Regions from separate parts of the Homo sapiens genome. Here all the other regions are linked to region 1. Evidence: read pairs that join two places in POLR2A ChIA-PET (ENCODE). Cell type or tissue: GM12878. All regions are shown on one strand. Links, peaks and the distances in the headings refer to the core of each region. The heading gives the core; the rest is flanking DNA.

What was found. Peaks named below come from ENCODE experiments on the same cell type or tissue, not always from the same donor. Only the 100,000 strongest peaks of a DNase experiment are listed, where the experiment ranks them.
Region 2: POLR2A ChIA-PET joins it to region 1 with 7 read pairs; 6 of 35 experiments call an interaction of 5 or more read pairs at or near these places.
Region 3: POLR2A ChIA-PET joins it to region 1 with 5 read pairs; 3 of 35 experiments call an interaction of 5 or more read pairs at or near these places.
Region 4: POLR2A ChIA-PET joins it to region 1 with 6 read pairs; 2 of 35 experiments call an interaction of 5 or more read pairs at or near these places.

Annotation. Positions count from the first base shown.
Region 1 is chr15:64,751,697-64,759,169 of GRCh38, reverse strand. The region is part of intron 1 of RBPMS2 (RNA binding protein, mRNA processing factor 2); the gene reads left to right. Among named protein-coding and RNA genes, the nearest start is that of MIR1272, 7.1 kb to the left of the region's middle. RefSeq lists enhancers at 4,215-4,394, 4,435-4,494. In GM12878, for the core only: no CTCF peak of the experiment used is centred there; DNase peaks (open chromatin) are centred at 4,099, 5,229 and 5,549.
Region 2 is chr15:64,691,423-64,698,895 of GRCh38, reverse strand. OAZ2 (ornithine decarboxylase antizyme 2) reads left to right here. Exons shown (of 5, transcript NM_002537.3): 2 at 7,305-7,462. Among named protein-coding and RNA genes, the nearest start is that of OAZ2, 8.1 kb to the left of the region's middle. In GM12878, for the core only: no CTCF peak of the experiment used is centred there; no DNase peak of the experiment used is centred there; H3K4me3 peaks cover 725 bases; H3K27ac peaks cover 1,082 bases.
Region 3 is chr15:64,597,636-64,605,108 of GRCh38, reverse strand. The region is part of intron 2 of ZNF609 (zinc finger protein 609); the gene reads right to left. It overlaps LOC101930091 (a long non-coding RNA gene), which reads left to right. Exons shown (of 5, transcript XR_007064678.1): 4 at 5,977-6,064. Among named protein-coding and RNA genes, the nearest start is that of OAZ2, 100 kb to the left of the region's middle. RefSeq lists an enhancer at 976-1,475 and a silencer at 5,553-5,753. In GM12878, for the core only: no CTCF peak of the experiment used is centred there; no DNase peak of the experiment used is centred there; H3K27ac peaks cover 355 bases.
Region 4 is chr15:65,118,814-65,126,174 of GRCh38, reverse strand. PDCD7 (programmed cell death 7) reads left to right here. Exons shown (of 5, transcript NM_005707.2): 3 at 6,221-6,457; 4 at 6,712-6,799; 5 at 7,335-7,361. Among named protein-coding and RNA genes, the nearest start is that of UBAP1L, 7.3 kb to the right of the region's middle. In GM12878, for the core only: no CTCF peak of the experiment used is centred there; no DNase peak of the experiment used is centred there.

The sequences.
Region 1 (7,473 bases), core at 1,501-6,500:
GGCTGAGTTACGATGCTGGAGCTGGGAGTGAGACTGAGGGGCCTCCCGGGGAGGTGGGGAGAGGTCAAGAGGTGGCTCAGGATGGGTGAGGTGGCTCACACCTATAATTCCAGTGCTTTGGGAGGCTGGGGCAGGAAGATCACTTGAGCCCAAGAGTTCGAGACCAGCCCAGGCCACAGAGTGACGCCCCATCTCAAAAAATAAAAATAAAATAAAAATAAAAGTTTAATTTTTAATTAAAAATAAAAATAGGTAGCTCCCAGGCACTCTAGGTCTAGCACTGGCTGGCGGGAGAGAGCTCAAGAACACACAGGCCCTTCTCCCCAAAGGAGTCAGGCTTATAAACAATTGGCAGCAAAGATCTAGAGGACTCCAGGAAGTGCCAGTAAGTGATAGCCTGTGGGGTCCATGGACCCCTCTCCCACCCTCCCACTCCCTGTGACTCTAGAGGCAAGACTTGCCTCAGAAAAGAGCAGCTCTGGGTGCCTCCAAAGCTTTGCTGGGCAGAGGCAGTTGTGCCAAAAGTTGGTCAGTTCCCCTAGGTAGGCCTGGCACTGGCTGGGACCTCCAGCAGGGCTGGGTCTGCTCCTGTGGGGTCATGAGAGCCACACAGCCATGTCTGTGGTATTCTGTATGGGTACACAACCCTGGCCACGTTCCTTGCCTATATTGGTGCTTGCAGCAGGTTCCACCAGAAGGGTTGTTCCTCAACAAGTATCTTTGACTGAGTTCTCAGAATCATCCTCCATCCGTTCCCCCGGTCTCCCCCATACCTGCTCCATGTGACTACAGGTGTACCTTCCAGCTGTGCTGAGGACCTGACTGTGCTCCCAGCATTTCTGCTCTTACTTGCCATAAGGGTGACTTTTTTGGAAGGGCTGTGGTTGCTCTTCACATTTTGGGACAGGAACCCTTGGGTTGCTGGATGCTTCTGCAGAAGGGATGAGAGTATGGAAAAGGGCCCAAGTGAATGCGTTTGGTGCCTTCCAGCAGCCTGAGATTGTGAGAACCACCCCTGTGCACTCTTTAAATGCTTTAAAACGTTTTGTGTATGTGCTGAATTCTTGTAATAAACCCATGGAATAGGCAGGACATGAGTTATTTGGTTGAACTTTCCTTGTCATCAACTAGTTGTCGGTGCCTGAATCCTTGTCTGCATCTAACCTTTTATTTTTTATTTTTGTTTTTTAGAGGTAGGGTCTTGCTCTGTTGTTGCCCAGGCTGGAATTCAAGTGGTGCAATCATGACTCACTGCAGCCTTGAATTCCTGGGCTCAAGCGATGCTCCCACCTCAGCCTCCCGAGTTGCTCAGACTTCAGGTGCCTTCCACCACGCCTGGCTGATTTTTTGTGGGGGGGGATAGGGCCTTGCTATATTGCCCAGGTTGGAGCATCCAGCCTGTTCCTGAATGTTTCCCCTGTTACCCTGACGTAGGTACCACAATGGTCCCCTGTACTGGCCTGAGACACAAGACTAGTTGGCTGGACCTTGGAGAAGTAACTGCATGTCTCTGTTCCTGCCATTGCTGAAAGATCCTGGCTGTGCCATCAGCTTGCCTTGTTACCCTGTTCTTGGCTTCAGTTTCCCCATCTATAAAACGAAGGGGTTGAACTAGCTGATCTCTGTGGTGTCTTCTATTTCGGGCATTACCTCCTCTGGGGAAGAGAAAAACTAAAGAATCTAGTGACCACCTTAGGACATCCTACCCACATTACCAGCTTCAGTAGACAACCTTAATAAGTGGCTCATGGCACCTGATGAGGGAGATCCTTGTGCAGGTAAATGCAGGAGCCCTAAATGAAGCCAGCATTTTATTGCTCTCACAAGTAATGGGGAGAGTAAGGTGAGCTCTTAGTCTTGGAGGTAGATGGTGTTTGTGTTGTGAAGATGAAACTGAGGCCAGGCATGGTGGCTCATACCTGTAATTCCACCACTTTGGGGAGGCCAGGGCAGAAGGATTCTCTGAGCCCAGGAGTTCAAAACCAGCCCAGGCAACATAGTGAGACCTCATCGCTACAAAAATGGAAAAGCTAGCCAGGCATTGTGGTGCACACCTATAGTCCCAGATACTCTGGAGGCTGAGGCAGGAAGATCTCTTGAGCCTAAGAGTTTGATGCTGCAGTGAGCTATGATAGCGCCACTGCACTCTAGCCTGGGAGACAGACCGAGACTCCATTTCCAAAAAAAAAAAAAAAAAAATGAGGCCGGGCATGGTGGCTCGCACTTATAATGCCAGTACTTTGGGAGGCCAAGGCGGGCGGATCACTTGAGGTCAGGGATTCCTGACCTCAAGGAACTCCTTGAGGTGAGGAGACCAGCCTGGCCAACGTGGTGAAACCCTGTCTCTCCAAAAAAAAAAAAAAGAGCTGGGCGTGGTGGCAGACGCCTGTAATTCCAGCTACTTGGGAGGCTGAGGCAGGAGAATCATTTGAACCCAGAGGACAGGGTTGCAGTGAGCAGAGTTTGTGCCACTGCACTCCAGCCTGGGCAACAGAGCGAGACTCCATAAAAAAAAAAAAAAGAAATGAAAAATAAATAAAAATAAGAAACTGAGATTCGGAAAGATGAAGTGGCTTCCTCAGGCCAAGCATGAAGCTAGGAAGCAAACTCCAGTGTAACTAAGGCCTGTTCTCTTTGCCTTTTTTTTTTTTTTGAGACAGGGTCTTGCTCTCCTGCCCAGGATGGAGTGCAATGGTATGATCTCGGCTCACTGCAACCTCCATCTCTCCAGGGTTCAGGGGATTCTCGTGCCTCAGCCTGCCAAGTAGCTGGGACTACAGGTGTGCGCCACCACACCCAGCTAACTTTGTATCTTTAGTAGAGACGGGGTTTCATCATGTTGGCCAGGCTGGTCTCAAGCTCCTGACCGCAAGTGATCCACCCTCCTTGGCCTCCCAAAGTGCTGGGATTACAGGTGTGAGCCACCATGCCCGGCCCTCTCTGCCATTTATGGTATCGTTCTGCCATGCTGGATCGTATCTGGTCTCTGGCTGTGAGTTTCTTCTCTGCAGGGACTGAGGTGTGTAGAGATGGGGGAGGTCTCCAGTGCTTAGACCTGACTCTAGGGACATTGGGAGATGGAAATGTTTTGAGGCTTGGTTCCTGTCTCTAGGGCTTTCTGTAGTCAAGGTGAGGGGTACCTCAGACTGCTGGGAACTATAAGGCGAGGGGTCCTAACGGCCACTGTGGGGCTTCAGAGGAAGGAAAGGGTAGTTGAGGACTCCGGAAAGACCTGAAGGCTGGATACCTTTAGTTAAGGAGTGAGGAAGGGGTGAGCCGAGGGGGCAGTGCAGGCAGCCTTGTGGACGCTTGTCAGGGCCCTGGAGTGGGTGGGCTGGGCGGGCTTGATGGAAGCAGGTGTTGGGCGGCTTTGGAACCTCTTGTTCCTCCCTACATGTGGCTGGTCAGCCTGCGGAGCCCACGCTTCCCCTGCTCCTGGTTTGCCAGTTTCCCCTTTTTCTGCCCTCCTCACTCTGGTGTGGCTGTCATCCTAAACAAGTGTCATACTGAGTGGATGGATGGCAGCACTTACCCACCCATGACGCTGATGAGGCTGCCCTGTGCCGCTCCCCCTGCCCTCACAAACAGCAGAGTCAGGGTGCCTGGTCTCAGGAGCCCTGCTCCTCCGTGAACTCAGCTGTGTGCCGTTGACAAATCACCAAGGCTTTCTGGGTCTCAGTCTCCCTGTCTGTACAAGGGGCTGGGCTTTAAGATGTCATCTGCTGGGGTGGCTGGAATCTAGTAGGAACCAAGGCGGGTGTTTGGGAATCACACTTGCTGTGATTTAGCCTCCCGGACTGCTCCCCACAGAGCATCTGTGCTCAGGCAGACGGGCCCACCAGCTCATCCGTGACTGCCTTGACCACCTGAGAGGTGGCCAGGGACAGGATGGGAGCTGTGGGGTAGCCTTTTGGACTCTATAGAACCTGAAAGATGGAACCCTGAGGAAAAGGGTCATCGGACCCAGAGGGAATCCTGGCTGGAAACGAGTCTTGAGCCAGGATAAGGAAACAGCCCCTACACTCACCCCACCCTACCCCAAGCGGAAACTCTGTGCTGAGAACTTGCTATTTAAGAGGCCTCTGGGGAGGTCTGGCCAGAAAGGAGCCATTTGAGGGAGGGTTTAAAATTAGCCTGGGTGAAATGTGTGGCCCCTGGGGAGAACTGAAGCAGAGGTTTCCGTGGGTCTGCTCTGGTCTGGGTCTTTGACCCAAATCATGTCCTGCTTTCCTGGGGAGGAAGGGGAGGAGAGAAGGGAGTGGTACCGATCTAGGTCCCTCCATCAGGACGCTGGTGGCTGCACTCTTGGCCCATCCTCTGGGGTGAGGTGTTGGAGGCAGACCCTGGGCTACCCAGAGGGCTTGGTGCTCGGGTCCTGTCGTCCTTTCCCAGCACCCAAAGCACCCATCACCTCTGCCAGGCTGGGCACGTAGTAGGAAGACTTGGGTTTTGGGTTTTTTTTTTTTGAGACGGAGTTTTGCTCTTGTTGCTCAGGCTGGAGTGCAGTGGGCCAGGCTGGGCATGTAGTAGGAAGACTTGGGTTTTGGGTTTTTTTTTTGAGACGGAGTTTTGCTCTTGTTGCCCAGGCTGGAGTGCAGTGGTGTGATCTCAGCTCACTGCAACCTCTGCCTCCCGATTCAAGTGATTCTCCTACCTCAGCATCCCTTGTAGCTGGGATTATAGGCATGCGCCACCACACCCAGCTAATTTTGTATTTTTTAGTAGAGACGGGGTTTCTCCATGTTGGTCAGGCTGGTCTTGAACTCCCAACCTCAAGTGATCCACCCACCTCGGCCTCTCAAAGTGCTGGGATTACAGGTGTAAGCCACCACGCCCAGCCTTTTTTTTCTTTTTTTCTGAGATGGAGTCTCACTCTGTCGCCCATGCTGGAGTGCAGTGGTGCGATCTTGGCTCACCACAACCTCTGCCTCCTGGGTTCTAGTGATTCTCTTGCCTCAGCCTCCGAAGTAGCTGGGACTGCAGGGATGGGCCACCACACCTGGCTAATTTTTTGTATTTTTAGTAGAGATGGGGTTTTACCACGTCGGCCAGGCTGGTCTCAAACTCTTGACCTCAAGTGATCCACCCGCCTCAGCCTTCCAAAGTGCTGGGGTTACAGGCATGAGCCACTGCACCTGGCCGAGGCCTGGGTTTTGAGTTCCAGGTCTGCTGCCTTTAAAGAACAAGCCATGTGACCTTGGACAAGTCACTTCTGCTTGGGGATTCACACGCACACCTCAAGGCCCTTACATCAAAGGGCAGAGAGGCCTGCTGGGCTCAGGTCAGGAGCTCGGTTTCACCCATCCTGGATCCTTGGCTATCCAGACCCCCAGATGCTGCCAACAACAAAGCAGGATTCGAGTGGTGTCTCCGTGGGACATGAGCTGCCAGGGCTGTGAGGTGTGAGGTGCCATCACCCCAACCCCGGGCACAGAGGCTGGTATAGTGGTGCCTCTACTGAGGGGAAGACGTGTCCCAAGGGAGAAGATGCGTCCCAAGCGGCCCGAGATTCTGCTGAATGGGCTTGGCAAAAGCTCACGTGAGGTTTGTCTTCACCATGGCTGAGAGTCAAAGTTTAAGAGACAAAGTTTGTCTTCACCGTGGCTGAGAGTCATTCTTGCGTGGGTGGGAGTGGTGACACCAGTAACCAGCAGCTATCCTGGCTGATTTCCTTTGACATTCTTGGCTCTGTTGAGTTCTCTGGGTGCATTGGGTGTAGTTTTACCTAACATTGCTCCAGCTTCCTGAGACAAGCCACTGATAAAAGCCATCGTCTCAGAAAGGCTGTTGTCTGGGGTCAGCGGGCCATCACTAGAGAGCGGAGCAAGTTCTTTGGTACCTCTCAAGAAGGGGATGTGGCCCACTGTAGGGCAACTTAATGCTTTCAAGAATGGCCGCGTGATGGGGTGAGGCATGTGAACTTCTAAAATCTGCAGCGGTGAGTTCAGAAGACCTGTGCTTGGCTTCGCAGGAGGAGATGTGGCCCAGAGCAGGAGTCAAGCGTGTAGGGACGCTCTGCTTGTTCACATTTTTCATTATTCAGGAAGCCACGGTTTCAAAAAATGTTTTGAATGGATCTAAGCTATGGAAAGTCTCCCCTTCCCCATCACAATTTTTGGCTGATCAGGGCTTGCTAGTTTAGCATCCGGTGCCAGCAGCGTTTAAATAGCAGCAGTGGCTACAGTCACAGGATGGACACCTAGTGTTTAGATCTGGCTTGTAACCATGTTGGGGGCAATGCTCAAAATTCACAGCATCAGCCGGGCACGGTGGCTCAATCCTGTCATCTCAGCACTTTGGGAGGCCGAGGTGGGCGGATCACTTGCGGTCAGGAGTTCGAGACCAGCGTGACCAATGTGGTGAAACCCCATCTCTACTAAAAATGCAAAGAATTAGCTGGGCATGGTGGTGCATGCATGTAATCCCAGCTACATGGGAGGCTGAGGCAGGAGAATCGCTTGAACCGGGGAGGCAGAGGTTGCAGTGAGCCGAGATGGCGCCACTGCACTCCAGTCCGGGTGACAGCAAAACTCCATCTCAAAAAAAAAAAAACTCACAGCATCAAATGCTTCACCTGAAGCTGGCAAGATCTTAGCGTGTTCTTCAAAACTCAGCATAATGGTTTTGACTGTTTACCCATTACCCTGTTCAGTCAACATTTAGTACCATCACCATGCTAAGAGCAGGCAGAGAGGCAGGAGTATAAGGTGTTTCTTGACATTGAAGGTCCCACATCTCGTGTAGGAGCAGGAGATGGATGAGAAAGTGCCGGGCCCTCTGTTGAAATCACTGCAGGGGATAGTGGGCATGGGACTCTGTTTCCTTTACATCTTTGCTCCTCCCCTCGACCAGACTGGAGGCTCTCTACCAGGAGGCCATGGGTATCATCTAGAAAACAGATACTTTTTTGTCTGAGGGGCCAGTGGTGCAATGGATTAAAAAAATAGATACATTTTTACATGTACATTTTTGGGGGGTCAGGCACTGCAGCTTTCTTCAGATTTTTAGAGGAGGCTTTGGTTTGAAAAGGCATACCGATTAGCATGGCGTGGTGGTGTACCCCAGTAATCCCAGCTACTCAGGAGGCTGAGGCAGGAGAATCTCTTGAACCCAGGAGGTGGAGGTTGCAGTGAGCTGAGATCACGCCACTGCAGTTTAGCCTGGGCAACAGAGTAAGACTCTGTCTCAAAAAAAAAAAAGAAAAAAAAAAAGGCATGCTGGGCTGGGTTTGTACCCTTATCAAACAGGGCTTTCTTTTTGCCTCTGTTCACCAGCAGACTCAGTCTGTGTGCAGAGGCATCCGGCAGACGCAGCACGATGCCTCTGGGATGTACCCAGAGAAAGGAAAGGGCTTTGAGAAATTGAGTGCTGTGAAACAATGTTAATTTGCCTTGGGTATCCAAGGAGGCCCAGGAAAGGCTGAATTCCTCTAAGCTCTAGAAGGATTCCAGTTGCCTGCCTGAAGGAAGCGCT
Region 2 (7,473 bases), core at 1,322-6,321, 60 kb after region 1:
CATCCCTTTTTGAAAGAGTATGCAGTGTTGATTCAAGTTGGTGCCATGATTTAGAAGGTTATGAAGCCAAAGTTACAGACCAGGCCAGGCATGGTGGCTCACACCTGTAATCCCAGCACTTTGGGAGGCTGAGACGATTGCTTGAGCCCAGGAGTTCAAGACCAGCCTGGGCAACATAGTGAGATGCCCCATCTCTTAAAAAAAAAAAAAAAAGTTATAGACAAGAAAGGGACAAGTAGGCAGGCAAGAATTTTGTCACTTAAAGTGAACAAAACAGGTAGTGTCCGGTTAGCAGCAGTAGTGTAAAATGCTTTGTATAAGATAAACCTTAAGAAAATTTCTTAGTCCTTTGATACTATATAAACAATGATGTAATTCTGTCCTGGGAAGAGGCTGGCACTGTGTGATGACCTTACTCTGCAAACTAGATTGAGGTACTTAATATGTAAAAGTAAAGTCTTATATTAAAGCTTGATTACCTAGCTATCCACTCACCTCTGGTAGCATATGTGATTGTGCGTTCCTTTGGCATATGTACCAATATCAGCTGTGTGATAAGCAAACCCCAAAGGCACAGATATTCTAGCTATCACTATAACTGTGTTTCTTGTGGAGAATCAACCAAAACCCAATTTTGCTTTCAGCCTGTGATTCAGAGTGGTGATGTCATTTTCTTTATAATTGTGCTTAGCAAGAAGAGTCCCTGTGGAACGCAGAATAGCCCTAGTGAAATGACTTTTGCCTGGCATCTGCCCAGGGGCCCTTTCTCAGATGGAAGGGGCATCGGTAGCTGGAAATCAGCCTCTACAGCCACACTAGACTGGAGGTGGTCATCACCCTCTCACCTTTCTTACTTTCTATTTTGCTAAGTGATGGCACATCTTTTTGCGTAGGGATTAGTCATCAAAGACATTCCTAGTCTCAGAGTAAAAGCTACCTGTATGAGGGAAGTGAGGGCACCTTTGGGTGTTCTATGAGGCAGGGCCTGAGACAAGAATGGGTCAGAAGAGGTTGAGAGGGGGAAATGAATGTAGAACTGTGTTGGGAATGTGGTTTTCATGTCTTCAATTGATACCAAAAGGTAGCTAATACCAAGGCCATCTGACTTTCTCTGACAGGTAATAGAAACCAGAGAGAAAGGGTGCAGAATTGAATGAGCGAAGGAGGCTACTGATTCAAGTGAAACATGATCAGAAGTATATTAAGGAGAATTTGAATTCAAGTATTTTTTAGATGTAGCTAAGTGGAAGTTACTCACAGAATTACTTTTATATGGAATCTCTTCTCTGTGTACTCTGTACTCTTTTGGTAGCCATCTGTGGGGGATTGCTTTCAGGACCTTCCCCTTACCAAAATCCAAGGGTCCATTATATAAAATAGTGTAGTATTTACATATAACCTACATATATCTTCCCATATACTTTAAATTATCTCTAGATTACTTATAATGCATAACACAATGTAAATGCTATGTAAATAGTTTTAGTGCTCTTTTTATTTGTACTTTTTTTTATTATGCTGTTGTTTATTTTTTTCCTGAGTATTTTTGATCCATGGTTGGTCAAATCCACGAATGTGGAACCTGTGGATATAGAGGACCAACTGTATGTAAATCAAAACTGACTAAAGACAGCTGGAAGTAATTTTTTTTTTTTTTTTTTTGAGGCAGAGTCTCGCTCTTTTGCCAGGCTGGAGTGCAGTGGTGCAGTCTTGGCTCACTGCAACCTCTGCCTCCCGTGTTCAAGCGATTCTGCTGCCTCAGCCTCCCAAGTAGCTGGGACTACGGGCGTGTACCACCACGCCCAGCTAATTTTTGTATTTTTAGTAGAGACGGGGTTTCATCATGTTGGCCAGGATGGTCTTGATCTCCTGACTTTGTGATCTGCCTGCCTCTGCCTTCCAAAGTGCTGGGATTACAGGCGTGAGCCACTGCGCCCGGCTGGAAGTGATTCTTTAACAGAAGATCCTTTACTTTTATCAAGAGACTTAAGGTTAATTCTAAATAGTAAGTACCCTAGAGATTTAGAAATAGCATTTGAATTATAAAAATTTTATTTACCATCATCATTGCCCAGCTGTACATCTGCTGCATACGCTGCCTGTCTGTAGTCAGTGTGTGAAATTGTAACCTGCTAAGGGCATTTCAGACAACAGTTTCACAGACACTTTAAATTAGAGGCAGCAGGATGTGATATGTTAGTAGCACTCATATGTATTCTGAGGAGTGTTTCCAAGGGCATGTCCTATCACTGAGAAAATAAAAGGCACTAACAGATTGGCTCTAATCTTCCATCTCTCTTCCGAATTGCCTTGTATGCTGGATACCTGACACCTTAGTTTCTGGCATGGGATATATGTATTTTTTTCTCTTCCAAAGCAGGACCAGCCCAGCTGGATGTTTGGGTTCGGTCTGATACATTTGATTTTCCTTAATCAGCCTGATCTTTTCAGCCTCTGAAAAGGACTGAGATTCTTTTTTTTTTTTTTTGAGACAGTCTCGCTCTGTCACCCAGGCTGGAGTGCAGTGGCACGATCTCAGCTCACTGCAACCTCCGCCTCCCTGGTTCAAGCAATTCTCCTACCTCAGCCTCCCAAAGTGCTGGGATTACAGGGATGAGCCACCATGCCCAGCCTGTTTCTTAAATCATCCTTTAGGTGGTTGAGATTAAACAATGCCTGCCCTCAAGTGGTGTGACCAGGAGGTGAGGAAGGATTGGAAAAAGCTGGGGATAGGAGCCAGTTAGAAACAAGACTAAACTGAATATGAAACCCAACCTGGTTTGGATCTTATGATAGGAAGACTTGTGTTTAGAAGTCACTGTCTGTTGTGCTTAAATTCTTCCAGGATTCATTATTCCTAATGAGCTTGGTGGCGTAGCTTCAATACCATTTGAACACTAAAGCCATTATCAGAAGAGAAGGCCATTACTGGGTAATTTCATGCCCCTTAATGTCTTTAACTACCACATACGTACCCATCCCCCTTCCTTTCTCACTTCAGAAATGACAGGTTTTTTGGAAGAGAAGCAATTTGCCATTCACAGCAAGTAACTAATAACAGATGCTTTATGTGGACGATGAAGATAATTATTGTGATCTACTGTCTACTAAACTTATCGCAAACCCCAGCTGTTTCTTTTAGGGAACTGGAACTAGTTCCCAGAGTGGGGGCTTGAAACACCCCTCCACCCCCACTCACACACACACTTGCTTATCTGCGCAGATTTATGGGGGAGGAGCAGAGAGCCTCCAGGATCCTTGTATGTGAGAATGGGGAAGTAAATGACATGTTACCATGGCGTAGATATCTTGCGTTTATTTGAAGAGGAGAGAGATCAGGAAACCAGAAATATCACAAGCCCCACTGCTAAATATGACTAGCTTAAAGAAAGAAATATCACAAGCTCATAGATTAGTGCTGGACACAGGGCAGGCAGGCTCCAGGGATTACTTCTAGGAAGACAAAGGGTATTATGGTCTAAAAAAAAATCCTCACTTTATTCTTGTCTTTTCAGTGAGTTGGCCCATTGCTTCTGCTGTTTGCAAGTAAAAATTAGCTAAGAATCAAGATGGTAGTTGGGATGCAGGGCAGAGGTTGAATGCAGCTCGCTCATCTAAAGACCATTTGAGGAATAATTCCTTTGGAAGTAGGAGCCTGGCACCAGAATTCTAGAATTGCAAGGGCTTGGTGATTGATAGGGTTATTTTGTGAACCTAATTAATTCTCTGTATACAAGATGATAATCTGTCTATCCCAGAGGGGTTTGCCCCATCTTTGGGTAGCTCCACTGACCAATAGAAGCAAACCAGCTTTCTCCCGTGGTCCAGCCCTCCTTATGCCCCTGCAGGAACCTCAGCACAGAGAAGTGATCATTGGGGAATGAGAACGGAATCATATGATGTGGTGCATGTGTGTGCATTTGCTTGGGGAAACTCCCCTCACCAAACTCTTGTCTTATTTTTTCTAGTCTGGACACTGTTATTCTGCCCCTTAACACATTGGAAGGGGGAATCACAATAGCTCATTGTCCCCAGCAGAAAATAACTCCTGTCCTTGAAAACAGTAGCATAGTCCTCTGTTAAGCCCTTTCTGTTTTTTTGTTTGTTTTTGTTTTTTTGAGACAGAGTTTTGCTCTTGTTGCTCCGGCTGGAGTGCAGTGGCGTGGTCTTGGCTCACTGCAACCTCCACCTCCCGGGTTCAAGCGATTCTCCTGCTTCGGCCTCCTTAGTAGTTGGGACTACAGGCACGCTCCACCACACCCGGCTAATTTTTGTGTTTTCAGTAGAGACGGGGTTTCACCATGTTGGCCAAGCTGGTCTCAAACTCCTGACCTCAGGTGATCCATCCACTTTGGCCTCCCAAACTGCTGGGATTACAGGCGTGAGCCACCACGCCTGGCCGTTTTTGTTTTGAGCTGAAGTTTCGCTCTGTCATCCAGGCTGGAGTGCAGTGGCACAATCTTGGCTCACTGCAGCCTCCACCTCCCAGGTTCAAGTGATTCTCCTGCATCAGCCTCCTGAGTAGGTGGGTCTACAGGTGCACACCACCACACCCGGCTAATTTTTTTGTATTTTTAGTAGAGATGGGGTTTCACCATATTGGCCAGGCTGCTCTCAAACTCCTGACTTCAAGTGATCCACCCGTCTCTGTCTCCCAAAGTGTTGGGATTACAGGCATGAGCCACTGCGCCCAGTTCAGCCTTTTCTGTTAACAGCTGTTGATGAGGCCGAGAGTGGAGGAGGTGAGGATGACCTGAGGTTTTCCAGAGGAGGGAAGAGGTAGATATGTGGTTACACCCCTAGATTTTTTTTTTTTTTTTTTGGGGGGGAGGAATCTGGCTCTGTCACCCAGGCTAGAGTGTAGTGGCACAATCTCGGCTAACTGCAGCCTCCACCTCCTGGGTTCAAGAAATTCTTCTGCCTCAGGCTTTTGAGTACCTGGCATTACAGGCACCTGCCACCACGCCCGGCTAATTTTTGTACTTTTAGTAGAGGTGGGGTTTCGCCATGTTGGCCAGGCTGGTCTTGAACTCCTGAGCTCAAGTGATCCTCCCTCCTCGGCCTCCCAAAGTGCACCCCTAGATACTGATGCTGCTCCTCACCCATGGACACTTCCCTGGGAAATCCATTTCTCAAAGAAATTTCCAAGTATACTTGTAGGCCCCCAGTTGAAATCTTTGAGAGAACAGACCCTAGGAGCTGAGCAGTGACGGGTTTGGACTTGCATTTTCAGCTGGAGTGCAGATACAGTTCTGCTAATAGGACTGCCCCTTTGGTTACTGTACCATTGCCATGTTAGGTGTGAATTCAGTTTTGTTGCTCTTCATTTAGAAGAATCCAAAATTGGCATGCCATGCTATATAAAGCAAAGGACAGTGTGAAGAATAGTTACCTCACACCGTTTTACAATGGCTTTCAGGGAAAAAAAAGCCCTGACTTACAGCATTTGGGGACTTTCGCAGTGTAAATACTCCTCCTTTGGCCAATTCAGGCTACCAACATGACATCATTAAACACATATTTGGCAAGAGATGTGCACGATTGTGTGAGCTGGCCCCAGCACACCACTGCAATACCCGCTAAATGTATCCAGTGCATTCCAGCTGCTCTGAGGCTGATGTGTGGTGGCTGGGGAACAGGCCTGTTGCTGAGTCGTGGTGTGTACACACACACACAATTTACCTCCTTCTCTGTTTCACTTGCCCTTGGCCTAGGGAATGAACTACATCTCAGTCTAAGGAACCACTAAATTGGATTCAAAGACAGTTGAGCAGATCTACAGCCCTGTTGGGTCCATCCGAAAATCAAGGTGGCCAGTAAGGTGACAGCTCTTTTAGGAGCCTTTTACCTGCTATAATCTGTCTGATTATTGGATTCTTTACTCAGGTCATAGCACGTATCCTCCTCTCCCAGCACATAGCCTGCACCCAGCACATCTGAGTGTGTGTTCTGACCACATCACTATTATGTGACCTCCCACGCTCAGGTCACGAAAGGATCAGCAAAGAAGGGCAAGAAGGCCCAGCATTTGGTGCATACCAGGGGCAAATCAGACATCACAGTATTCTATGTACTATTGTGTACCTCTGCTCTGGGAGCCAAATCCCTGGATTTAGTTTTATTCTTAACCATTGAGGGATTTGGTTAAATGATTTCTCACTCCAGCTGGGTGTGGTGGCTCATGCCTGTAATCCCAGCACTTTGGGAGGCTGAGGCCAGCGGATCACTGGAGGTCAGGAGTTCCAGACCAGCCTGACCAACATGGTGAAACCCTGTCTCTACTAAAAAATACAAAATTAGCCAGGCGTGGTGGCGCATGCCTGTAATCCCAGCTACTTGGGAGGCTGAGGCAGGAGAATCACTTGAACCTGGGAGGCAGAGGTTGCAGTGAGCCAAGTGCGTACCACTGCACTCCAGCCTGGGAAACGAGTGAAACTCTGTCTCAAAAAAAAAAAAAAAAAAAAAAAGTTTCTCACCCCAGTTCCTTTGCTCAGAAGGGGGATGGGGCCATCACTGGGGAAGTAGCCTTGAGAGTTCCTCAGGAACAGGGTACCCAGACCATATGACTTCCCCTCTCCAGCCTGTAACTGTGGGCCTTTTTGATTCTGCCACATAGGTGGTTGAGGCACCATAGGGAAATGAAAAGAGACTGGCACAGGGTTTGAGGCTTGGCAGGTAAGCCAGGACCTGGTGATTTCCAAGGTCTGCCCAGTGCCACAGTGATTTGTTAGAAGATTGCTAGGTGCTCCTCCGGTCAAATAAACCCAGCTGGAGTCCCTTGGCCCTCCTGAGACTTCCTCCCCATGACTTTGCAACACGGTGGGTTCCCCTTAAGACAGCAGCGTAGTTCTGGAAGCTGAAGCCCACAGGACTGGGGCAGCTGGGAGCGTTCATAAGCCTTCCCTTGTTTAGAGAGAGCCAGGATGGGGTGGGGGTGGGATTTGAGTTATATCTTTACATCTTGGCCGGGCGCAGTGGCTCACGCCTATAGTCCTAGCACTTCGGGAGGCTGAGGTGGGTGGATCATGAGGTCGGGAGTTCGAGACCAGCCTGGCCAACATGGTGAAACCCCATCTCTACTAAAAATAGAAAAATTAGCTGGGCATGGTGGCGTGCACCTGAAATCCCAGCTGCTCGGGAGGCTGAGACAGGAGAATCGCTTGAGCTTGGGAGGTGGAGGTTGCAGTGAGCCGAGATCGTGCCACTGCACTCCAGCCTGGGCGACAGAGCGAGACTCCGCCTCAAAAAAAAAAAAAATCGTCAAGTCTTGGTGTTTACTGTCTCACCCTCTCTGTCTCTTGCAGTAGTATTTTGCCTTTGAGTAACTGTCCCCAGCTCCAGTGCTGCAGGCACATTGTTCCAGGGCCTCTGTGGTGCTCCTGATGCCCCTCACCCACTGTCGAAGATCCCCGGTGGGCGAGGGGGCGGCAGGGATCCTTCTCTCTCAGCTCTAATATATAAGGTAAGGAGGAC
Region 3 (7,473 bases), core at 1,254-6,253, 150 kb after region 1:
CTGTAATCCCAGCACTTTGGTAGGCTGAGGTGGGCGGATCACGAGGTCAGGAGATCAAGACCATCCTGGCTAACACAGTGAAACCCTGTCTCTACTGAAAATACAAAAAATTAGCCGGGCGTGGTGGCGGGCACCTGGAATCCCAGCTACTCAGGAGGCTGAGGCAGGAGAATGGCGTGAAGGTGGGAGGTGGAGTTTGCAGTGAGCCAAGATCATGCCACTGCACTCCAGCCTGGGCGATAGAGCGAGACTCCATCTCAAAAAATAAATAAATAAATAAATGAATAAATAACTAAATAAATTAAATTAAATAAAGCCAAATTAGGGGAAAGCAGAATGGAGGTAAGCAAAGACAGAATCCTGATGGGATTATTTGAAACCCTGCCTAAACTAATAAACTCCATTCCTGGGAATCTATAAATTCTTTGTTTGCTTAAACTAGCTTGAGCCAGATTTCTATCATAACTGAAAAAGTCCTGACCACTACATTACCCACAAATTTATATGCATACATTTTATTTAGTCACTGATGTTATAATACAAATGCTGAACAAGAATGGACCAAAGGCAAGAGTCCTGTGGTATACCACCTCTATCCTAGCTGACAAACATCTAGTCATCTATAATCTTTAAATATAGCTCTTCAGTCAGCTATAAAATCACCCAACTGTATCACTATCCAGTCCACATTTCATCAACATGTCATCAAGAATATCATAAAAGGCTTTTTCAAATACCTTGAAGAAATCAAGGCACTCCAATCTACCCACCTAACAACTCTATTGGGGGAAAAAGGGGAGAGAGAGGAAGTAGTTTAGCAAGCCTTGCTTTAGAACTTAATTTGGTTCCTAGTAAGCATTCTTTTTCTGGATTCCTTTCAGCGACATTAAATACTTACTATGGTGTAACCATTATACTATACTAAGTTAGAAATATAATATGATCCCTGTCCCAAGGTTGGGTGAGGTAAACAAATGTGAACAAGTAATTAAAGTAATGTCATAAAGAATGCAAAAGAGGTAAGTATAAAAGGAGCAGAATCATTTGTGTCTACCTGGGGGAGAGGCAGGTGACATTTCAGCCTAATCTTTTTTTTTTTTTTTTTTTTTTTGAGACGGAGTCTCACTCTGTCTCCCAGGCTGGACTGTAGTGGTGTGATCTCGGCTTACTGCAACCTTTACCTCCCGGGTTCAAGCAATTCTCTGTCTCAGCCTCCCGAGTAGCTGGGATTACAGGTGCCCGCCAGCATGCCTGGCTATTTTTTTTTATTTTTAGTAAAGATGGGTTTCACCATCTTGGCCAGGCTGGTCTCAAACTCCCGACCTCATGATCCACCTGCCTCGGCCTCCCAAAGTGCTGGGATTACAGGCGTGAGCCACCACGCTCCGCCTCAGCTAAATCTTAAGGGATAAATTCAACAGAGGAACAAGAAAAGAGTTGATTATTTTAGTCAGGTGCAATAGAGGCCACAATAGTTTGGCATAAAGGGGTTGGAGGGAGTGGTGGGAGATTACTTGTCATGATAAAGAAAGGCACTGTGGGCCAGGTGCAGTGGCTCACGCCTGTAATCCCAGTACTTTGGGAGGCCGAAGCAGGCAGATCACCTGAGGTCAGGAGTTTGAGACTAGCCTGGGCGACATGGAGAAACCCAATCTCTACTAAAAATATAAAAATTAGCCAGGTGTGGTGGGAGCCTGTAATCCCAGCTACTTCTGGGGGCTGAGGCAGAAGAATTGCTTGAACCTGGGAGGTGGAGGTTGCAGTGAGCCAAGATCATGCCACTGCACTCCAGCCTGGGTGACAAGAGCAAGACTCTATCTCAAAAAAAAAAAAAAAAATAGGACTCAGTGACTGACTCAAGTCAAGGAGGTAAGAAAAATCTGGGCTGACTTCAAGATTTCTGACGCCATTATCTCAGGAGATGCAAGAACACAACAGTAGCAACAGCAACAATGGCAAATTATTGGTGGAATAAAAGCGAGAAAGCAAGTTCAACTTTAGGTATGAGTTTTAAATAGGCAACTGGATGCAAAGGATGGGAACTCAGAAGAAAAGTCAGGGCAGTGCCGGGCACGGCAGCTCACGCCTGTAATCCCAGCACTTTGGGAGACCAAGGTGGGCAGATCACAAGGTCAGGAGATCGAGACCATCCTGGCTAACACAGTGAAACCCCGTCTCTACTAAAAATACAAAAAAAAAAAAAAAAAAAAAAAAAAAAATTAGCCCAGAGTGGTGGCAGGCACCTGTAGTCCCAGCTACTCGGGAGGCTGAGTCAGGAGAATGGCGTGAACCCAGGAGGCAGAGCTTGCAGTGAGCCGAGATCACGCCACTGCACTCCAGCCTGGGTGACAGAGCAAGACTCCGTCTCAAAAAAAAAAAAAAAAAAAAAAAAGAAAGAAAAAAGAAAAGTCAGGGCAGTAGTTAATAGAAGTCATGAGTCATGAGCTTGCTGGGTAAGACAGCCTGAAGAGACTGGAGAGAAAAAAGAAGGCAATCTGAGAGAACCCAAGGAACATCAACATTTAAATGAGTAAATCCAGGAAGAAAAGACCACAAAGAAGTCTGAAAATAATAATCATCATAACGATAAAAGCAAACTTTAATTTATTGCTTCCTGTGTGTGTCCCAGCACTTTTCAAAGCATTTTATGTGCATTTCACTTATTCCTTAAAACTACCCTCTGGGGTAATTACTACTAGTAACCTGCTTTTAAAGATGAATTATCAAGGCTAGAGGGGCTAGATAACTAACCTAGCCAAGGTTACTACTAAGTGATGACACTGGGATTCAGGCTCAGACAATTTGGTGCCAGAACCCATACAGTACTAAAGAATTAAGAACCAAAACTGAACACTGTCATAAGAAGTCAAGGGGAAATGAAGTTTAAAGAAGAAAATGGGCTAGTGTTAAATAAACTTAGCAAGAAGTTCTAGTTGCAGAAAAAAGTAGGGCCCAAAAGCTAAACTGTACTGGGTAAAGGAAAGCATGATGAGATGAAGGGAAGATAATTAGAATTTATTGTATGCCTACTGTGTGCCAGGAGTTCTACATGTTATCTTATTAAATCTCATAACACTCCTTTGAAGTAAATGATAGCTTTTTTGATAGAAAATAAACAGAGCTGCAGGAAGGTTAACTGACTTGCCTGCAATTACCTAGTTATTAAGTGACAGGGTCAGGATTTGAACCAATGTATGTCTGACTTTGAAGCTTATTCTCTTTTCCACTATACTATGCTACTGCAAAGAAGCTTAGAAGGCCAAGGAAGGAGAGAACAAGTAGTTCACAAGTGATTTGTTTATATCCTGTTCTAGGATTTTGCTGAAGATCACTGTTAAGCACCACGTATGGTCTGCAATTTTGAAAATTTGAACGTTTGCCTATCTGTAGTCTTCTGGTATGCTCCCATTTAGCAGAATACTCTAGACAATAGGATCACTGTGTGAAAATTCTTCTCAAATATGATTAATTTGGACTTAAATGTTTGAGCTCAATAAAACTCAAGGTGCTATGTCAGACAGAAAAGAGGGTACTTATTATTTAGTAGTCCTCTGCTTAAGCACATTCATCTTTTGTAAAAAGGACAATGAAAGGTTGTTCAATAATTTTATTTATTTTTAGATCTTGATTTGCACATTAATTTTGGTAAATCCTTAGGTATGAGTCTTAGTTCTACCCTCATTAGCTCTATTACCTTCCTCAAGTGATTTAAACTTTCCACATGAGTGTGTCATCATCTGTAAGATGGGGATTTAACTATCTTACCTGGCTGTTAGGAATAGAAGAGATGAGACCCGTAGACCACTTAGCATACTGTCCACTTCAGTTCATGCTCAGTAAATGCAATAACAATTTATTTGTCTCCTTCCTCAGCCTCATCGTCCATCACTGCTCTCCTCCCACTTTATGCTCTAGGTTTCATGGGAAGAAAGGGCTTTATTGTAAAATAAAATTATTTTACATAAAAAATTAATGGCAATGTTCAACTAGAGTGGTGGCATCAGGAACAAGAGGGCCAAATCACAGGACTTGGCAACCTGTTGGGTAAGGAAGAGGCATAACACAGAGGACTCAGAGATTTGCAGTGTGGGGAACAAATGGGAGAAGGTGATGGCTGAACTGCATAAGTTGCATCATAAAATGGCTCTGATTTTTCAGTACAAATATACTCTGAAGCAGAACTGAAATCATAAAGCAGTCAAGCCTTGATAAACTAAATTTCGCTCTACAACAACTCCCTAGAGCAAACCTCTTCTAAAACAGACCAACAAAACCCAAAATACCAAATAACAAAGACTATATAAATTTAGAATTTTGTAGAACATACTTAACATATAGAGCTTATAAAAATTAAGAGAGGCCATTAATTTTTCTTTTTTTTCTTTCTTTCCCTTCCTTTCTTCCTTCCTCCCTCCCTCCCTCCCTCTTCTCCCGCCCCCACCCCCGCCATCCCTGCTTTCTTTCTTTCTTTCAGAGATGGGATCTTGCTCTGTTACCCAAGCTGGGGTACAGTGGCACAATCTTGGCTCACTGCAAACTCTGCCTCCCGGGTTTAAGTGATTCTTGTGCCTCAGCCTTCGAGGAGCTGGGACTACAGGCGTGCTGCCACCACACCTGGCTAATTTTTCTGTTTTTTTTTTTCTTTTTTTTTTTTTTTTTGAGACACAGCCTCGCACTGTCGCCCAGGCTGGAGTGCAGTGGCGCATTCTCTGCTCACTGCAACCTCCGACTCCAGGGTTCATGCCATTCTCCTGCCTCAGCCTCCTGAGTAGCTGGGACTACAGGTGCCCGCCACCATGCTCAGCTAATTTTTTGTATTTTTAGTAGAGACAGGGTTTCACCGTGTTAGCCAGGATGGTCTCGATCTCCTGACCTCGTGATCCGCCAGCCTTGGCCTCCCAAAGTGCTGGGATTATAGGCGTGAGCCACCTCACCTGGCTAATTTTTCTATTTTTTAGAGATGGGGTTTCGCTGTGTTGGCCAGGCTCGTCTTGAACTCCTGGACTTATCTGCCCACCTTGGCCTCCCAAACTGTTGGGACCACAGGCATGAGCCACCGTGCCTGGCCACGAAGTTTCATTTTAGATTAGATTAATTGGCAAACAAATAATCATAACAGAAGTGAACAAAGGACTGCAAGTATCCTGCCCAGGGAATAACTGCCAGAGGGAATAGGGATGACTCAATGCTGGAGTGGACCTAAAGAATAAGTAGTAGTTTCCCAAGAAAAGAAGAAAGCATATTCCAGGCAGAAGGAACAGCCTCTTCAAAGGCACACAGGCATGAACAAACACAATGTATTTAAAGAACAACAAGCTGCTTGGTTTGGTTAAAGAGTACAGGGAGAGTTAAATTGGGACTTAACCTTGCAGGTATTAAGAAGCCACTGAGGAATGAAAGAAAGGGTATGATGTTATTGTATCTGTATATCCAAAGGTAAAATTAATAGAAGGAGGGGAGTAAACTAGAGAGATTGAAAAGGAGGGCTCCTAGGAATAAAAACATAAGTAAGAATGATCAGAAGTAGGGGGATAAAGGGAAGAACCCAAGAGACATTCAGGACCTTTAAGCAATTTGACTTTGCAAGGCATCAGACATGTAGGTAATCAGTAAAGGAATTAGGTATGATTAGAATTTCTGATTAAGATGGCTGAGAGATGATTTACTGCACAAATATTTACTGAGCAACTGATACATGCCAGGCACCAGTCTAGGCACTGAGAATACAGCTATGAACAAACAGACAAACATCTCAGTCTTTGGAGCTTAAATCTGAGTGAATGACAGTCCATCACTGAAAGAAAAAGAAAAAAAACAGGTTTGGTTTTGGTTTGGAGGGAGGGTGCAGAGATTAATGCAATTAGGTGTTTTTAAAATTTTTTACTTTTTTGTTTGATATCTTCTCAAAAACCAAAAAAAAAAAAAAAAAAAAAAAAAAAACCACCACAAAATAACTTTTTTTTTTACTTTGCTCAGTTGCCAGCACTACAGGAAAGAGAAGCCTGGAAGTACATTATGGGAAAAGAAGTAGATAGGTCTTCAGTGTAAAATCTGAAGGGGTCATGTGAGTATTTTTAAGGATTCAATAATATACATAAACACAAATAAAAACACAGTATATTTCCCATCTATTTGGCAAAGATGAGAGAGTTGAACATATCCCAGTTGGTAAGAGTATGTAAAAACAATAGGGACTTTTATGCAGTATTGGTTGGTGCCTTCTCTAGAGGGCAGTTTGGCAATATGTATCAAAATATAAAATGCACATGTTCTTTTGTCCCAAAATTCAATTTCTAGGATTTGTATCAAGAAGATAACAGGATATATATATATATATATATATATATATATATATATATATATATACACACACAAAGATGTATGATGGACAGTTTTCTTCAATGTTGTTTTTAATAGCCAAACCAAAAAATAACCACAAAACCAGAAACAATCTATAGGTCCATCATAGCATAGATCCCTATCTACATCAATGACATATCTACAACATATTTTTTAGTGAATTAAAGGAAAAAGTATGATGGAGCATGTACTATATTGGCCCATTAATGTTAAATTTAACTCTACTTTTTGTTTGAGAAGTGTTAGAAAATTAAAAAATTAAAGATAAATAAAAATAAACTGATCTATACATAAGTATATACAACTCATAAAATGCGTAGATCAGCAGATAGAGGCTGGATGTGGTGTCTCATGCCTGTAGTCCCAGCACTTTTGGAGGTTGAAGCAGGTGGATCACTTGAGGCCAGGAGTCTGAGACCAGCATGGACAACATGGTGAAAACCTGTCTCTATCAAAAATACAAAAAATTAGCCAGGCGTGGTGGTGCATACCTGTAATCCCAGGTATTTGGGTGGCTGAGGCACAAGAATCGCTTGAACCCAGGAGGCAGAGTTTGCAGTGAGCTGAGACCGTGCCACTGCACTCCAGCCTGGGTGACAGAGCGAGACTATCTCAAAACAAAACAAAGCAGATAGAATTAGAGGTTTAGATCTGGAAGGATGTTCTAGCCATCATGTCTATAGTAATATTCTAGATGATTTTTACTTTCTCTTATGTTTTTTGGCATTTAATTTTTCATTACATTGATAATTTATTTTTCTAGTTTAAAATGCTCTTTTTATTTTGAAAGAAAAGGAAGGAATATTTATATACATAGTGAAGGCTTACTATAAGGGTAGGGTAGGTAAGGGAAGAGATTGAGAATAGTGTGACATATAAGTAGATGGGGGAGGCAGAAGGGTAAGGACATTAAGTCAGAAGATCCACTGCACAGGTCACTGGGTGGTCCTGTGAGCTGGGGATGGGGCAGTATCTCTGTGACCTTCCTAGAGCAGATAGATATTCATAACCTAAAGATAGCCTGTATTCATTTGATTCTGGTTGTCTAGAACCAAGCAGCATCTTCCACATTTATGCAAATATGCAAGATCTTTGTTGAGAAATAAACAACAA
Region 4 (7,361 bases), core at 2,362-7,361, 370 kb before region 1:
AGTGGCAAGTGCTTAGAGAGAGATTGTGTAGTCTTGGTGATATGGTTTGGCTGTGTCCCCACCCAAATCTCATCTTGAATTGTAGCTCCCATAATTCCCACATGTCGTCGGAGGGACTTGGTGGGAGGTAATTGAATCATGGGGACAGGTCTTTCACATGCTGTTCTTGTGATCATAAGTCTCATGAGATCTGATGGATTTATAAAGGAGAGTTTCCTTGCACACGCCCTCTTTACCTGTCACCATGTAAGATATAACTTTGCTCCTCCTTCACCTTCCGCCATGATTGTGAAGCCTCCCCAGCCATGTAGAACTGTGAGTCAATTAAACCTCTTTTATAAATTACCCAATTTCAGGTATATCTTTATTGGCAGCGTGAGAATAGATTAATACACTTGGACAGGTTACTTGAGCTTCTCTGAACCTTTGTTTCCTCATCTGCAAAAAGGGAGTAATGATAGTACCTACCCATGGGGTGTCGTGAGGATTAAATTAATAAATATGTGTAAAGTACTTAAAACAGTCCTGGCACATAGTAAATGCTATATACATGTTTCATATTATTATTCTTTTTATTATCAAGAAATAAGGAACATCCATGGGAATTAGTATCCAACCGGTCATTAGTGACCTATGCTAGGGGCATTTCAGTGGAGTGGTGGGGGTAGAAGCCAGACTACAGTTGGTTAGAGAATGAATATGATACAAGAAAAGCAAACAGATAATTCAACTTATTAAAAGATTGCCTGTGAAGAAAAGGAAAGAGCAACATCAGTATCTGGCAAGGTGTGTGGTAGTGGTGATGGTGAGGGGTGTTGTGTGTCTTTGGGTCATGGGGAAAACTTAAGCATGGTTAAAATTGCTGAGAGGAGTGAGTAGAAGGGGAAGGGTCAAAGAGAAGCAGGAAGAATAGTTGATGGCTCAAGGTCCCATGGAAGGTAGGATGATTCAGATCCCAGGTGGAGGGATTAACTTAAGTGAAGAAGGACCCATCTTACACAAGCATGAAAATGAAGGAGATGAAGATAGGTAGTGATGCACATGAGTGTGTAAATGGGGACAGATATTTGAGGGATTTCCTGTCTGCTGGCCTGTTTTCTCTGGGAAACAGGGTAAATGGTTTGCTGAGCGCCAGTAGACAAGTGGGGCTTTAGGAGAGCAGTGAAGGTTTGATTTAATTGCTGTGAAGAATGGGTGAGAGCCAACAGAGACTTGTGGAAGATGGTTGCAGGGGGTGCTATGGGTCCAGCTGACATATATTGGCAATGGATGACACAATCAAATGACCTCTTCCAGTAGTACTGTAGCTGACAGGTGAGCACAGAGCACGGGGCTGTTGGGGTTTTGCTTTGTGGGGTGACCATTAGTTTTGTGGCGAAGGAGTAGCAGAAGGATAGAATCTGATACATCAGGTCCGGAGGTTTTGATGAAGCTGCCAAATGGGTCTCTGGGGAGAAGGAAGTAAAAGTACTATAAGGGAGAAAGTTGTAGTTGGATAAGAGAATAATCAAGTTTAAGATTTAAGAGGCAGAAAGTTTTTTCTGATAATGCCAAGGTCCACAGACTGAACAGGACTGCAGGCATGTGGCTAAAGGGGAATAGAGGCAAAGGCATTGGTGTCTAGGAGCTGCAGGACTAGGTGGACAGTGAGTGGTAGAAGTGGAGGGAACCTAGATGGTGCCAGGAGGAAGACTGTGTGAGAAGTGCTGTTTCTTTTTCTTTTTCTTTCTTTCTTTCTTTTTTTTTTTTGAGACGGAGTTTCACTCTTGTTGCCCCTGTTGGAGTGCAGTGGTGCAATCTCGGCTCACTGCAACCTCCACCTCCCAGGTTCAAGCGATTCTCCTGCCTCAGCCTCCAGAGTAGCTGAGATTACAGGCATGCACCACCACACCCAGCTAATTTTTGTATTTTTTTTAGTAGAGATGGGGTTTCACCACGTTGGTCAGGCTGGTCTCAAACTCCTGACCTCAGGTAATCTACCCGCCTCAGCCTCCCAAAGTGTTGGGATTACAGGTGTGAGCCACCACTCCCGCCCCAGGAGTGCCATTTCTGAGGGAATATGTTACATTGACCAGGGAGTGATCAGTGAGGGGCCGAGAGAGATGTGGGTTGGTGGCCCAGGCTCAGCAGCCTACATCTCTTCATGGGGTCTTTAGGCTAACATAGGATGATGGAGTATCTGTGTATTTCGCCATAGACAGATTTTAGTAGTTGCAACAGAGACTGTATGGCTTACAAAATCTAAAATATTTACCTGTAAAGGTAAAGAAATGAAACAAAACCGTTAGATTATTATAAAACAGAGTGACAGCTTAAATTTGTCAGTGTATAAGAATTTTGTGTATACTTGAAAAACACTGGCCTGGCAACTTAGTAGAAGATAAATTTGAGTTGTAGTGTTTCTGTAGTTGAGAATGAGTGAATGGAAACCTGTAGAAGCAAAGCAGTTAGGAGAAAATCATCTAGAGAAATGTTAGCCTTGAGAGTGAGTTCCACAACCACTTAGCTGTAGTGGTTGAAGGAGGAAAGAATCCTACCTCCAAATTACAACTTTACAAGAAACAGAACTACTAACCTTGAGAAACCATTATTTATGCCATTTATCAGCCCAAACTGAAAATTTAGTGCTCAAAGCTGGCACTATTGTATAACACAAGTTGCAGCATAAATTGTTAAAACCCTGTTGAAGGGCCGGGCATGGTGGCTCATGCCTGTAATCCCAGCACTTTGGGAGGCCGAGGTGGGAGGATCATGAGGTCAGGAGATCAAGATTATCCTGGCCAACATGGTGAAACACTGTCTCTACTAAAAATACAGAAATTAGCTGGGAATGGTGGCACATGCCTGTAATCCCAGCTACTCGGGAGGCTGAGGCAGGAGAATCGCTTGAACCCAGGAATCAGAGGTTACAGTGAGGTGAGATCGCGCCACTGTACTCCAGCCTGGTGACAGAGCGAGACTCCGTCTCAAAACAAAACAAACAAAAAAACCTTGTTGAAAATCATTCATTCATTGAAGAAGTATCTATTAATTACCTTCTCTGTGTCAAGTGTTTGGTAACTGAGCAAATATATAGCTTTTTTAGGAAGCAGTTTAGAACACAGTTTGTTAGTCTTGAAAGTATTCACAAACATTTCCATTTTTGAGAATTTTTCTTTCTTTTTTTTTTTTTGAGACAGAGTTTCACTCTTGTTGCCCAGGCTGGAGTGCCGTGGTGCGATCTCGGCTCACTGTAAGCCCCGCTTTCTGGTTTCAAGCGATTCTCCTGCCTCAGCCTCCTGAGTAGCTGGGATTACAGGCACCTGCCACCACGCCCGGCTAATTTTTGTATTTTTAGTAGAGACAGGGTTTCACCATGTTGGCCAGGCTGGTCTCAAACTCCTGACCTCGTGATCCACCCGTCTCAGCCTCCCAAAGTGTTGGAATTACAGGAGCCACCCTGCCCGGCCAAGAATTTTTCTGATAGAAATCCCTAGGAAGGAAAAAAGTAACATGCCCAAGAATATTCATTGTATCACAATATAATAACAGGACATTTGGAATAGCTTAGGTGTCCAGGAGTAGGGAACTTGATAAGTATATTCTAGTGTATTGATTTGATGAAATAGGATACAGCCATTAAATAATTATGAAGATTGGAGAAGAACGTACAGAATCAACAGGGAGAAGTGGAAATTACATACATGTAACGTTGAACTATATGAAGTTGCTAATACATGGACAAAAAGACCTGAAGAGAATGTGAGAAAGTATAAAATGGTTGATTATGGTAATGGGATTAGGATTTTTTTTTTCTTTCTTGTATCTGGTATTCTTTTTTTTTAAATTTATTTTTTTGGAGATAAGAGTCTTGCTCTGTCACCCAAGCCAGAGTGCAGTGGCATGATCTTGGCTCACTGCAGCCTCCACCTCCTGGGTTCAAGCGATTCTCCTGGCTTAGCCTCCTGAGTAGTTGGAACTACAGGCGCACGCCACCATGCTCGGCTAATTTTTTGTATTTTTAGTGGATATGGGGTTTCACCATGTTGGCCAGGCTGGTCTTGAACTCCTGAGCTCAGGCAACCTGCCTGCCTCAGTCTCCCAAAGTGCTAGGTTTACAGGTGTGAGCCACCACGCTTGGCCCTGTATCTGGTATTGCTAAAATGCTTGGGTAACATATTTTCCTTTAAAATCTTCAAGGACTGACAGGATAGATCACATCCACATCACTCTACATTGATTCACCTGGAAGCTTTTGTATTACAGGGCCATTATGGTAGTGAGTGCACAATTGCAGTCCACTCAAATATTCATTAAGTTAAAATCTTTTTTTCTTATGAAACTTTATGAAACATTTCACACATGCACAAAAATAGAATACATAAACACTCATCATCAACTATGATACCATTGTCACACCAAAAAAATTAGCAGTAATTCTTTGATATCACCTAATAACCTGACTATTTTCTCCACTGTGGCTTTAGATATGTTGGCTATACTGTTAGCTGACCTCATAGTTAAATCAGGATAATAACCATCCCAGTTTTACTGGGACTTGGGGCTTTCAGTGCTACATGCAGGCAAACCAAAACAGTTGGTCAGCCTACTGTCAGCAGCAGACTGCAAGGTCAGTGTGGTTGTTTTAAGTGTATCTTCCTCACCATCCAAGTGTGCACTCCCAAAATTCACACTCAGTCAGAGGAAGAATTGTTTATTAATTAGATCTGGGAGTTGATGCTAAGGGAATTTCACAAACAATGAAGTTAAGACAAGTTCCTCCCTTTAGTGAGCTCACTGTTTCAAGTGGAGGATCAAGACCATTAGAAATAAACAAAGTCGAAGCCAGGTATGGTGGTTCACGCCTGTAATCCCAGCACTTTGGGAGGCCAAGGTGGGTGGATCACCTGAGGTCAGGAGTTCGAGACCAGCCTGACCAACATGGAGAAACATCTACTAAAAATACAAAAATTAGCCGGGTGTGTTGGTGCATGCCTGTAATCCCAGCTACTCAGGAGGCTGAGTCAGGAGAATCGCTTGAACCCGGGATGCGTGGAGTTTGCAGTGAGCTGAGATCGCACCATTGCCCTCCAGCCTGGGCAACAAGAATGAAACTCCATCTCAAAAAAAAAAAAAAAAAAAGAAAGAAAGTCAGAGGTTAAGTGGTGTGGATGATCCAGAGGGAGGAGTTGAGAAAGTCAGGGTAGGGTCAGAGTAATTGAATACTCAGAAACATCAAATTGAGCCTTAAAAGATTGGGTAAAATTTCTAAATTTTAACCGATACATACTATAGCTAGGACTTTTAAACTTCCTCATTATAACACAAATTTTGGGATAAGAAAACGTGTGTAAAAGGCCATTTGGGCTGGATGCAGTGGCTCACTTTGGGAAGCCAAGCTGGTAGGATTGCTTGAGGCCAGGAGTTAGAGATTAGCCTGGGCAACATAGCAAGACCTCATACAAAAAAGTTTTGGTCTTTTTTTTTGGAGACGGAGTCTCACTCTGTTGCCCAGGCTGGAGTGCAGTGGTGTGATCTCCGCTCACTGCAAGCTCCACCTCCCAGGTTCACGCCATTCTCCTGTCTCAGCCTCCCGAGTAGCTGGGACTACAGGTACCTGCCACCATGCCTGGCTAATTTTTTGTATTTTTAGTAGAGACGGGGTTTCACCGTGTTAGCCAGGATGTTCTCAATCTCCTGACCTCGTGAGACCTCATACAAAAAATTTACAAATTAGTAGGTAGGGCCAGGCACAGTGGCTCATGCCTGTAATCCCAGCACTTAGGGAGGCCAAGGCAGGGGGATTGCTTGACCAGGAGTTTAAGACCAGCTTGAGAAACACAGGGATACCCTGTCTCTACAAAAATAAAAAAAAAATTGGCTAGATGTGGTGGCACGTGCCTGTGGTCCCAGCTACTTGGGAGGCTGAGGTGGGAGGATCTCGGGCCCAGGAGGTCGAGGCTGCAGTGAGTCGTGGTCATGCTGCCGCACTCCAGCCTGCACAACAGAGTGAGACCCTATCTGAAAATAAAAAATAAAAAATAAAAAAAAGCCAGGCATGGTGGTGCACACTTGTACTTGTAGCTACTTGGGAAGCCAAGGTGGGAGGATGGGTTGAGCCCAGGAGTTTGAAGTTGCAGTGAGCTATGATCACACCACTGTACTCCAGCCTGGGTGTTAGAGCGAGGCCTTGTCTCAAAAAAAAAAATAAATAAAATGCCATTTTGTCCTGTCTGCCCAGGGGTCTGTCCTCCAGCCTCAGCAGATGAGACTTTTACGCATCATCTTCAGCGACTGAGAAAACTCATTAAAAAGCGCTCTGAACTGTATGAAGCTGAAGAGAGAGCCCTCAGAGTTATGCTAGAAGGAGAACAAGAGGAAGAGAGGAAAAGAGAATTAGAAAAGAAACAAAGAAAAGAAAAAGAGAAAATTTTACTTCAGAAACGTGAAATTGAGTCCAAGTTGTTTGGGGATCCAGGTATGTTGCTCTATAACCAGTGGAGAAAATGAAAATACTAGATTGACGCTCTTCTCATCACGGGTGATCTCAAGCTAAGAGGTGGTAGGCAACAAATGACACCTTCCAGATGCAATTCTGTGTCATAGAACTCATGGATACAGATAGAACACATTTTCTCATTCTGTCGTAATCATAGGCTCAGTCACCTTGCCTTGAGAAATACACTGTGGATATCAAGCATGATAACGTGGTATTGTGCTTTTCTCTTTCAGATGAGTTCCCACTTGCTCACCTCTTGGAGCCTTTCCGACAGTATTATCTCCAAGCCGAGCACTCCCTGCCAGCGCTCATCCAGATCAGGTCAGAGGGGCTGGCTCTCCATGTTGTCTTTCTCTTAGGTAGCAGGAAGCACTTGAAGAAGTGCTTACATTGTTTAGGTCTATTACTGTCTTTTTTTTTTTAAGTTCCATAAGGAACTTAAAAAAAACTATGGGTTTATAATGTTTCCATGTTTCAAGGATGCTGCATACATCTTGTTTAGTCCTCATTAGTCCTTGAGAAGTTGATGTCCCTATTTTTATAGGTGAAGAAAAAAACTCAGGTTGTGACTTGCCCTGTGTTAGTAGGCACATATGCAAATACAGAATCTGTAAATAATGAGGATTGACTTTATTTGTTATTTGGTTATCCATAAGGTTTAAGTTCTTCAGAGTTTTTCCTCTTTTTATATGTACATTTAAGAAATATAGTCATTTTCTTGATTCCTAGAAATCAAGTTCTGTAATAGATTAGTATATCAGTCATTTGAAAGCTAAGTCTTAGAATATGTAGTTGCTGAACATCTTATTTGGAATAAAACAGAAATAAATAGTTGTTCTATAATGTTCTTATTAAGGCATGATTGGGATCAGTACCTGGTGCC